Linked DNA regions of Homo sapiens: region 2 is linked to region 1. A link is an interaction called in ENCODE POLR2A ChIA-PET data of the cell type or tissue named here. Cell type or tissue: B cell. All regions are shown on one strand. Each heading gives the region's core, and the rest is flanking DNA. Links, peaks and the distances in the headings are about the cores only.

Region 1 (5,381 bases), core at 105-5,104:
GGTGCATGCTACTGTGACTGGCCCAAATGCAAAATATTTCAACACAGAATAAACTAAATAAAAATGGATTCAGCCAGCTGTGGTGACTCATGCCCAGCACTTTGGGAGGCTGAGGCAGGTGGATCATCTGAGGTAAGGAGTTTGAGACCAGCCTGGCCAACATGGTGAAACCCTGTCTCTAATAAAAATACAAAAATTAGCCAGGCATGGCAGTGCACACCTGTAGTCCCAGCTACTCGGGAGGCTGAGGCAGGAGAATCACCTGAACCCAAGAGGCAGAGGTTGCAGTGACCCGAGATCGTGCCACTGCACTCCAGCCTGGGAGAGTGAGGCTACATCTCAAAAAAAAGGATTCAATTTTTTTTTTTTTTTTGAGATGGAGTCTCACTCTGTCACCAGGCTTGAGTGCAGTGGCGCGATCTCGGGTCACTGCAACCTCTGCCTCTTGGGTTCAAGCGATGTTCGTGCCTCAGCCTCCCTAGTAGCTGGGATTACAGGCACCCACCACCACGCCCAGCTAATTTTTGTATTTTTAGTGGAGATGGGGTTTTACCATCTTGGCCAGGCTGGTCCCCATCTCCTGACCTTGTGATCCGCCTACCTCGGCCTCCCAAAGTGCTGGGATTACAGGTGTGAGCCACCGTGCCCAGCCGGATTCAATTCTAATATGCTTTCTTTTTTCTTTCTTTCTTTCTTTTTTTTTTTGTGAGACAGAGTCTTGCTCTGTTGCCCAGGCTAGAGTGCAGTGGCGCGATCTTGGCTCACTGCCAGCTCTGCCTCCTGGGTTCATGCCATTCTCCCGCCTCAGCCTCCCAAGTAGCTGGGACGTCATGCTTTCATAAATATCCTCCACGTAACTGTTAACATAGTACAGTACAAGCATCTGACAGTTTTAAAATAATTTTGCTAAGATTGTGTGCTTATGTCTTGTAACTTTGTATTATTATTTTTTTAATTTTCAGGGGCGACAGCCAGTTTTGTAGTCAAAAAGCAGTCATCTATTCATTGAATTTTACAGCAAACCCACCTCAAAGAGTATTTGAACTTGTTGACCAGATTAATCCATCTATTTTCTGCATTCATATTACAAACTGTAAGTATTTGACATTGATATATTTTGTGAAGCTCTGGAAAATTTTTCTCAAAGTTATGGAAAAATGTGTCAGATTTATTTTATAATTATGATTATGGTTTTTTTGAGACAGAGTCTTGCTCTGTCACCCAGGCTGGCGTGCAGTGGCGCAATCTCGGCTCACTGAAACCTCCACCTCCCAGATTCAAGTGATTCTCCTGCCTCAGCCTACTGAGTAGCTGGGATTACAGGTGCCTGCCACCATGCCTGGATAATTTTTGTGTGTGCGTGGTTTTTTTTTTTTTTTTTTTTTTTTGAGACGGAGTTTCGCTCTTGTTGCCCAGGCTGGAGTGCAACGGCTCAATCTCGGCTCATCACAAATCCTCTGCCTCTTGGGTTCAAGTGAGTCTCCTGCCTCAGCCTCCCAAGTAGCTGGGATTACAGGCATGGGCCACCATGCCTGGCCAGTTTTGTATTTTTAGTAGAGACGGGGTTTCTCCATGTTGGTCAGGCTGGTCTTGAACTCCCGACCTCAGGTGATCCACCTGCCTTGGCCTCCCAACGTGCTGGGATTACAGGTGTGAGCCACTGTGCCCAGCCCTATTATTACTATTTTTTCTTTCTTTCTTTTTTTTTTTTTTTTTGAGGCAGAGTCTCACTCTGTTGCCCAGGTTGGAAAGCAGTGGCACGTTCTCAGCTCACTGCAACCTCTGCCTCCCGGGTTCAAGTGATTCTCCTGCCTCAGCCTCCCGAGTAGCTGAGATTACAGGTACCTGCCACCACACCCAGCTAATTTTTTATTTTTAGTAGAGACAGGGTTTCACCATGTTGGCGAGGCTGGTCTCAAACTCCTGACCTTAAATGATCCTCCTGCCTCGGCCTCTCAAAATGCCGAGATTACAGGTGTGAGCTGCCTTGTCCAGCCCTCAGTTAGATTTAAAGCAATTATTCTGTTTTGCTATATGTATAGTGTATATCTTTAGAGACCATTTCACAGGTAATAGGAAGTAACTTTATAGACCTGTGGGCATGCACATTTTCTTTAAAAGTAATTATGATTGTGTAGTTGTCTTTCGAAACCGTATACTTATCTTAAAAGTGTTTATAATATGCAGACATACATAGGAATCTAGGTTTCTATATATACATGTGTTTTTTTAACTTTATTTCCTCCTGGTTTAATGGTTGAAAATCAGGCTCAGCTTTGAACATTACCTGTGGTTTCTATTTCCTTTTTTCTTTTATTTTTACTAAGAATATTTGCATGAAAACAGGATCTTTATTTTTATCTGAGCATTTAGCTCAAATATATGTCTAGATCCAAAGTACATGTACATGTAAAATGTTATCAGGATATCAAAGATCAGAGACACGTTTATGCTTTTATTTGTCAAATTCTGTCATATTTTCAGAATATCTTTATAGATTTTGGTTTTGTTCTCTTGTGATTGAAAACAGGCAGATGCTCTGTGTGATTTGTAATCTGAAGTGATAACTGGCCAGTGACTGTCAGGTTCTCTGTCGTAACACCAGCCCAGTGAACATGCCAGCCTGCTTCCTTCTCTCTCTTCTGTACACAGCACATTTTACTCCAGGACTTTCACGGTGGCTGTGTGAGAGTAGAAGTCGGATTCTTTCATTCCCATAGCCATCCGGAGAGAGCTTCTCCTTACAGGTTGATACAGCAAACTCATCAGTCCAGGGGCTAGAGAAATAGACGGATTATTATTGGCTTCTGTTGTGCTGTTTACTTGTAAGTGCTACAAACTATTACTTCCCCATTATTAGAAGAAGCAGGCTGAGTCTGGAGGTCCTGTTTGTTTAATAAGCTTTAAAAAATCCTGGGAGAAGTGAATATGGAAAAATACACTTTTTTTTTTTTTTTTTGAGATGAAGTCTCACTGTGTCACCCAGGCTGGAGTGCAGTGGCGCTATCTCAGCTCACTGCAACCTCTGCCTGCTGGGTTTCAGCGATTCTCCTGCCTCAGCCTCCCGAGTAGCTGGGATTACAGGTGCACACCACCATGACTGGCTAATTTTTGTATTTTTAGTAGAGACAGGATTTCACCGTGTTGGCCAGGCTGGTCTCAAACTCCTGACCTCAGGCAGTCCGCCCGCCTTGGCCTCCCAAAGTGTTGAGATTACAGGCGTGAGCCCATGCGCCCAGCCAAGACACTATTTGTTTTTTACATCAGCCTTGATGCTATTAAAAACTTTCCAAAACCTTTATATAGGTCATACATATTATACATATATTTTATACCGATTTAAAATACTGTTTTTTTTAAAAAACAGATAAACCTGCATTATCCTTTATTAATCCAGAAGTACCTGATGAAAACAATTTTGATACATTGATGAAAACATCTGATGGTTTTACATTGAATGCTGAATCATATGTTTCCTTCACAACCAAACTGGATATTCCTACTGCTGCTAAATATGAGGTGAGCCTGAACTTGATTGATTCTTTTCATCCCATCACAAATATCTTTCCTTGTAAGTTAATTTTCAAGGTTACCAGGAAAACTGGGTTCCTTGAGACAGAGTTGATATTATAGACTAAAAAACTTAATGTTCATGCCTACAAATCAAAGATCATGAAAATTAAAACTGAATATTTGAAGATGGATTAAAGACTTAAATGTAAGACCTAAAACCATACAAACCCTAGAAGAAAACCCAGGCAATACCATTCAGGACATAGACATGGGCAAAGACATCATGAGTAAAACAACCAAAAGCAATGGCAACAAAAGCCAAAATTGACAAATGGGATCTAATTAAACTAAAGAGCTTCTGCACAGCAAAAGAAACTATCATCAGAGTGAACGTGTGACCTACAGAATGGGAAAAAATTTTTGCAATCTATCCATATGACAAAGGGCTAATATCCAGAATCTACAAGGAACTTAAATAAATTTACAAGAAAAAAACAACCCCATCAAAAAGTGGGTGAAGGATATGAATAGACACTTTTCAAAAGAAGACATTTAAGTGGCCAACGAACCTATGAAAAAAGGCTCATCATCACTGGTCATTAGAGAAATGCAAATCAAAACTGCAATCAGATACCATCTCACGCCAGTTAGAATGACGATTATTAAGAAGTCAGGAAACAACAGGTGCTGGAGAGGATATGGAGAAATAGGAACGCTTTTACACTGTTGGGTGGGAGTGTAAATTATTTCAACCATTGTGGAAGACAGTGCGGCGATTCCTCAAGGATCTAGAACCTAAAATACCATTTGACCCAGCAATTCCATTACTGAGTATATACCCAAAGGATTATAAATCATTCTATAAAGACACACGCACACGTATGTTTATTGCAGCACTATTCACAATAGCAAAGACTTGGAACCAACCCAAATGTCCATCAGTGATAGACTGGGTGAAGAAAATGTGGCACATACACAACATGGAATGCTAAGCAGCCATAAAAAAGGATGAGTTCATGTCCTTTGTAGGAAACCATCATTCTCAGCAAACTAACATGGAACAGAAAACCAAACATCGCATGTTCTCACTCATAAGTGGGAGTTGAACAATGAGAACACATGGACACAGGGAGGGGAACATCACACACAGGGGCCTGTCAGAGGGTGGTGGGCTAGGGGAGGGGATAGCATTAGGAGAAACACCTAATGTAGATGATGGGTTGATGAGTGCAGTAAACCACCATGGCACGTGTATACCTACGTAACAAACCTGCATGTTCTGCACCCGTTATCCCAGAACTTAAAATATAATAATAAAAATAAAACTGAATATTTGAATTCTGAATAGAGGATTTAAGGTTGTTTATTCTGTGATAAACTTGTATTTTGTCTCTTCAGAGTTCTTTGTTCTCCTCAACCTTAAAAGATGCAGCAAAATGCTTGAGGCATGTTGCTGAGATCATGGAGTAGATTGGTTGGTTGTCTGGTCATCTTCTCAAAATTGTATTTAGTTTTACAGATTTTGGAAGATGTGTGCTGTTTTATGTCTATTCAGTAGTACACCTTTAAATGGGACACATATTAACTGAATGAACCTTAACTCTTTTGGAAGCATCTTTTTAAAAGCAAAGTATAAAAGCAACATGTACTAGTTCTAAAAGTTCAACATATAGAGGCATATAAGTTGAAAGATCCCTGTATCCATTAATATTCATACTGCAAATCACTTTGAAGAGATTGGTGTGTATTCTTCCTGATTTTTAAATATGTCTATTATAATGTATATATGGTGTTGTATAGAAGTGGGATTTATAGGTATCCACATTGTTCTAGAAAATTCCTTTTTCAGTGATAAATCATGTGCATCT
Region 2 (5,381 bases), core at 107-5,106, 180 kb after region 1:
ACCATTACTGATTTAATCACATTTTAAAAATAAGTTTACTCTTTTTTTTTTTTTTTTTTTTTTTTGAGGCGAAGTCTTGCTCTGCCACCCAGGCTGGAGTGCAGTGGTGCTATCTCGGCTCACTGCAAGCTCCGCCTCCTGGGTTCACACCATTCTCCTGCCTCAGCCTCCTGAGTAGCTGGGACTACAGGTGCCCACCACCACGCCCGGCTAATTTTTTGTATTTTTAGTAGAGATGGGGTTTCACCGTGTTAGCCAGGATGGTCTCGATCTCCTGACCTCGTGATCTGCCCGCCTCGGCCTCCCAAAGTGCTGGGATTACAGGCGTGAGCCACCGCACCCAGCCTCATTTTTTTTTTTTTTTTTTTTTTTTTAAGATGGAGTCTAGCTTTGTCACCCAGGCTGGAGTGTAGTAGCATGATCTCGGCTCACTGCAACCTCTGCCTCTTGGGTTCAAGCGATTCTCTTGCCTCAGCCTCCTGAGTAGTTGGGATTACAGGTGCCACCACGCCTGGCTAATTTTTGTATTTTTAGTGGAGACGGGGTTTCACCATGTTGACTAGGCTGGTCTCGAACTCCCGGTGTCAGGTGATCCACCTGCCTCGGCCTCCCAAAGTGCTGGGATTACAGGCGTGAGCTACCATGCCTGGCCAGTTTACTTTTTATAGCTTTAATTTATTTGAAAAGAACTTTTTATTACTATTTATAAATGCAAAAGCAGTATCACTCATAGTAGAGAGAAGGTAATGATAACAAAGAAGTGGTATGAAAATCAAACAATGATGTGATATTCTTTCCATATCTTGTTCAGGACAAGAGCTCCGAAGCCTGAGCCTGCTCTCACTTTGTTATAACGGGAGATTAACAAGTGCTTGACAGATGTTAAAGACAGGGTGGAACCAAACTAGACTTTTTCTGCAATATTCTTGAAACACCATATTATCATGATTATATGATAATCACACCATACTTTATGAAACTACATGAGGGAAATAAAACCGATGAATAATTTTTAAACATTCCTTACCATGGGAAATTTCTTTCTTTCTTTCTTTCTTTCTTTTTTTTTTTTTTGAGACAGGGTCTCACTCCATTACCCAGGCTGGAGTGCAGTGGTGATCTTGGCTCATTGCAACTTCTGCCTCCCAGGTTCAAGCGATTCTCCTGTCTCAGCCTCCTGAGTAGCTGAGATTACAGGCATGTGCCACCACACCCAGCTAATTTTTGTATTTTTAGTAGAGTCGGTGTTTCGCCATGTGGGCCGGGCTTGTCTCAAACTCCTGACCTCGGGTGGTCCACCCGCCTCGGCCTCCCAAAGTGCTGGGATTACAGGTATGAGCACCGTTCCTGGCCTGTAATGGAAAATTTCAGACACACACATATAAACATCATGAAGATAGTACCATAAACCCCTGGGTATGCATTACGCAGCTTTAACAACTACCAACCCTCTGCCATTCTTACTACATCTCCTACCCCTTACACATACCCTACTTCCTTTTCTTGATGGTCTTGTTGGAATATCTTTTTTTTTTTTTTTTTTTTTTGAGACAGGGTCTCACTCCGTCGCTGGAGTGCAGTGGCATGATCAGGGCTCACTGAAGCATTGAGCTTCTGGGCTCAAGCCATCCTCCCACCTCAGCCTCCAGAGTAGCTGGGACCACAGGCACGTGCCACTGTGCTTGGCTAATTTTTTAAATTTTTTGTAGAGACAGGGTCTTGCTATATTGCCCAGGCTGGTCTCAAACTCCTGGCCTCTAGCGATCCTCCAGCTTCGGCCTCCCAAAGTGCTAGGATTATAGGCATGAGCTACCATGCCCAGCCTGGAATATCTTTAAATAAATTCCAGACATCATAACACTGTAATACATATTTCTTTTTTTTTTTTTTTTGAGACAGAGTCTCACTTTGTCACCAGGCTGGAGCGCAGTGGTGTGACCTTGGCTCACTGCAACCTCCACCTCCTGGGTTCAAGTGATTCTCCTGCCTCAGCCTCCCAAGTAGCTGGGACTACAGGTGCGCACCACCACACCCACCTAATTTTTGTATTTTTAGTAGAGACGGGGTTTTGCCATGTTGGCCAGGATGGTCTCGATCTCTTGACCTCATGATCTGCCCGCCTCGGCCTCCCAAAGTGTTGGGATTATAGGCGTGAGCCACCGCACCCGGAATGCAATATGTATTTCTAACAATAAACGCATTAGAAAATATTCACAATACCATTATCATACTTAAAGAATTAACACTTCCTAAGCCGGGCGCTGTGGCTCACGCCTGTAATCCCAGCACTTTGGGAGGCTGAGAGCGGGTGGATCACCTGAGGTCGAGAGTTCAAGACCAGCCTGACCAACATGGAGAAACACCGTCTCTACTAAAAATACAAAATTAGCCAGGCATGGTGGCACATGCCTGTAATCCCAGCTACTCGGGAGGCTGAGGCAGGAGAATCGCTTGAACCTGGGAGGTGGAGGTTGCAGTGAGCCAAGATCGCACCATTGCACTCCAGCCTAGGCAACAAGAGCGAAACTCCGTCAAAAAAATAAATAAATAAAATTAAAAAACCACACTTCCTTGTTACCATCTAATATTCTATGTTCAATTTGCCCTAATGACTACAAAAATGAGGTTTTGCAGTTGGTCTGTTGAAGTCAGGATCTGAGCAAGGGCACACATTGCATTGATTGATATATACTTAGTCTCTTTCTACCCTGTGGGGGATTAATTGCCAAAAAATGGTCTCTTTCTGTATTCACGTCCTTCGCAAGGTGAAGGCGGCTTCTCTTGTTGAGGAGGAGTCTATTTTCAACCTTTGAATCTGGGCTTGGTCAGGTGACTTGCTTGGGCCAATAGAATGCAGCAGAAGTAAAAGTGAGTGCCGTCTCGGTCCCAGCCTTGATGCCTCTACGTGATTCTACATGCTTCTTGGACCCCTGCCTCAGCAAGGAGAGCAAGCCCAGGCAGCCTGCTGTGGGACAAGAGACTGTGGGCAGAAGAGCTGTGCCAGGTGAGGCTGTTCTAGGCCAGCCCATCTTCTGACCCGCCAGCTGACCACAGAACATGAGATCAGCCCAGCCCAGCTCAGCTGAACCTGGCCCAGACCAAAAGAGCCACAGCTTCTTGTGTAATAATAATTGTTATTTTAAAATCACTAAATTTGGCCAGGCGCAGTGGCTCACGCCTGTAATCCCAGCACTTTGGGAGGTCCAGGTGGTTGGATCACTTGAGCCCAGGAGTTCAGACCAGCCTGGGCAACAGGAAGAAACCCTGTGTCTACTAAAAATAGAAAAATTAGCTGGGTATGGTGGTGTGCGCCTGTGGTCTCCACTACTCAGGAGGCTGAGATGGGAGGGTCACCTGAGCCTGGGACTGGAGGTTGCCATGAGTCGAGATCTCACCATTGCACTCCAGCCTGGGCCACAGAGTGAGAACCTGTCTCAAAAAAATAAATAAATAAATAAATAAAAATAAAAAAATAGGCCAGGCGCAGTGGCTCACACCTGTAATCCCAGCACTTTGGGAGGCCAAGGTGGGCAGATCGCCTGAGGTAGGGAGTTCCAGACCAGCCTGACCAACATGGAGAAACCCTGTCTCTACTAAAAATAAAATTAGCCAGGCATGGTGGCACATGCCTCTAATCCCAGCTACTCGGGAGGCTGAGGCAGGAGAATCGCTTGAACCCTGGAGGCGGAGGTTGAGGTGAGCCGAGATTGTGTCATTGCACTCCAGCCTGGGCAACAAGAGCGAGACTCAGTCTCAAAATAAATAAAAAATAAATAAATCACTAAATTCTAGTGTAATTTATTATATAGTATTATTGTGGACAATAGATAACTGATACAAATCTACAAATTTCTTCCTGTTTTTTAAAATGTCATTTACTTGCTGAAGACCCTGGAGCCTTGTCCTTCCGTTTCCGACATTCTAGATTTTTGCTAATTACATTCCAGGTGTTATTTACTGTTAGCCTCCATATTCCTTGTAAATGGGTAGTTAATCTACAGGCTGGATTAGAGTCACATGGGGCAAGAACACTTTATAGAGATTCTTGTTCGCATCACATTAGGAAGCTCTCAATGTTTGGTTATCCCACTTGGAGTGATGTCAGGTTTGGTCAGTGGGTTCAGTGAATAATTTTAGACAAGGTTGGGACACCCAGGGGAGACTTCCTGGAGGAGTCAGGTTTGAGTTGAGCCTCTTTTTTAAAATGAATTTTATGTATTTATTTTTAAGACAGGGTCTTTTAAGACAGGATCTCTGCTCCGAGTTGAGCCTCTTTGAAAGATGGGTGGGATTTAGATAGGCAGAGAGAAGGAGGACACATCCAATGTGGGGAGGGAGGGGTGGATGGCATGAGTCAGAGAGTGTTTTGAAAATGCAGAGCAATAACCAGCAATAACCTTCTATCAGCTTCCTTTATTATCCTCTGGTATAGAGGTCAGGGCAGGAACCAGATTTTATCTCAGGTTGTAATTCTAATGGGTTGGTAATGGGTACATGGAATACTTTGTTGAGATACATTGTGAAACCACATTCTTGCTCAGTGGGAAACTTGCTGTAATTGACTGGTGGTGTCTGTCACAGATCTAGGAAGCCTTGGTGGTGGTACAATTGCTATGAATCTGCTCCAGATCAATGCCTCTGCTCCCGCCTCGGGGTCTTTGACATGGAAGCCCATAAGGAAATGAGGGCTGAAAGGGATATCTAACATGGACTGTGGCAGACCTTAGCAACATTCATTCACTTTTTTTTTTTTGAGGTGTAGTCTCACTCTGTCACCCAGACTGGAGCGCAGTGGCATGATCTCAGCTCGCTGCAACCTCCACCTCCCCAGTTCAAGCAATTCTCCTGCCTCAGCCTCCCAAGTAGCTGGGATTACAGGTGTGTGCCACCATGCAAAGCTAATTTTTGTATTTTTAGTAGAGAGGAGTTTTCACCATGTTGGCCAGGCTGGTCTAGAATTCCTGAGCTCAAGTGATCTACCCGCCTTGGCCTCCCAAAGTGCTGGGATTACTGGCATGAGGCACTGTGCCCAGCTGCTCCATTTCCTTTTAAGGAGAGCCCTGTTCCAGCTGCTGAAAGTGGTGTCCTCAGAGAGCATCCAGGTGTCAGGTCCTTGGGCTGAGCCCCTGCCTCACCTGCAGAAGGCCACCTTGCCCAAGGTCACATAAATTTCCTGGGATGTCCCACGTCTAGTAATTTTGATTAGGGGATATACAAAGGTCTGGCCATCTTGGCCCAATCTAGACAATTCTGAACAGCCATCTTAACTTCCTGTTTCCTGGTGGGGTTGGTAAATATGGTGTTGCACCTGCATTTCAGGTCAACTTCTCTCCCTACCCACTCCTGCTTCCTCTCTGCTCCTTCCCCAGGAGGTGATCTCA

Evidence for each region. Peaks named below come from ENCODE experiments on the same cell type or tissue, not always from the same donor. Only the 100,000 strongest peaks of a DNase experiment are listed, where the experiment ranks them.
Region 2: POLR2A ChIA-PET joins it to region 1 with 7 read pairs; 5 of 35 experiments call an interaction of 5 or more read pairs at or near these places.

The regions. Positions count from the first base shown.
Region 1 is chr12:110,625,400-110,630,780 of GRCh38, forward strand. It overlaps TCTN1 (tectonic family member 1), which reads left to right. Exons shown (of 15, transcript NM_001082538.3): 3 at 963-1,093; 4 at 3,368-3,519. It also overlaps the pseudogene RN7SL387P. Among named protein-coding and RNA genes, the nearest start is that of TCTN1, 14 kb to the left of the region's middle. In B cell, for the core only: no CTCF peak of the experiment used is centred there; DNase peaks (open chromatin) are centred at 897 and 2,482; H3K4me3 peaks cover 1,439 bases; H3K27ac peaks cover 4,920 bases.
Region 2 is chr12:110,804,921-110,810,301 of GRCh38, forward strand. No RefSeq gene overlaps it. Among named protein-coding and RNA genes, the nearest start is that of CCDC63, 39 kb to the right of the region's middle. RefSeq lists a cis regulatory region at 2,699-2,962 and an enhancer at 4,273-4,774. In B cell, for the core only: no CTCF peak of the experiment used is centred there; no DNase peak of the experiment used is centred there.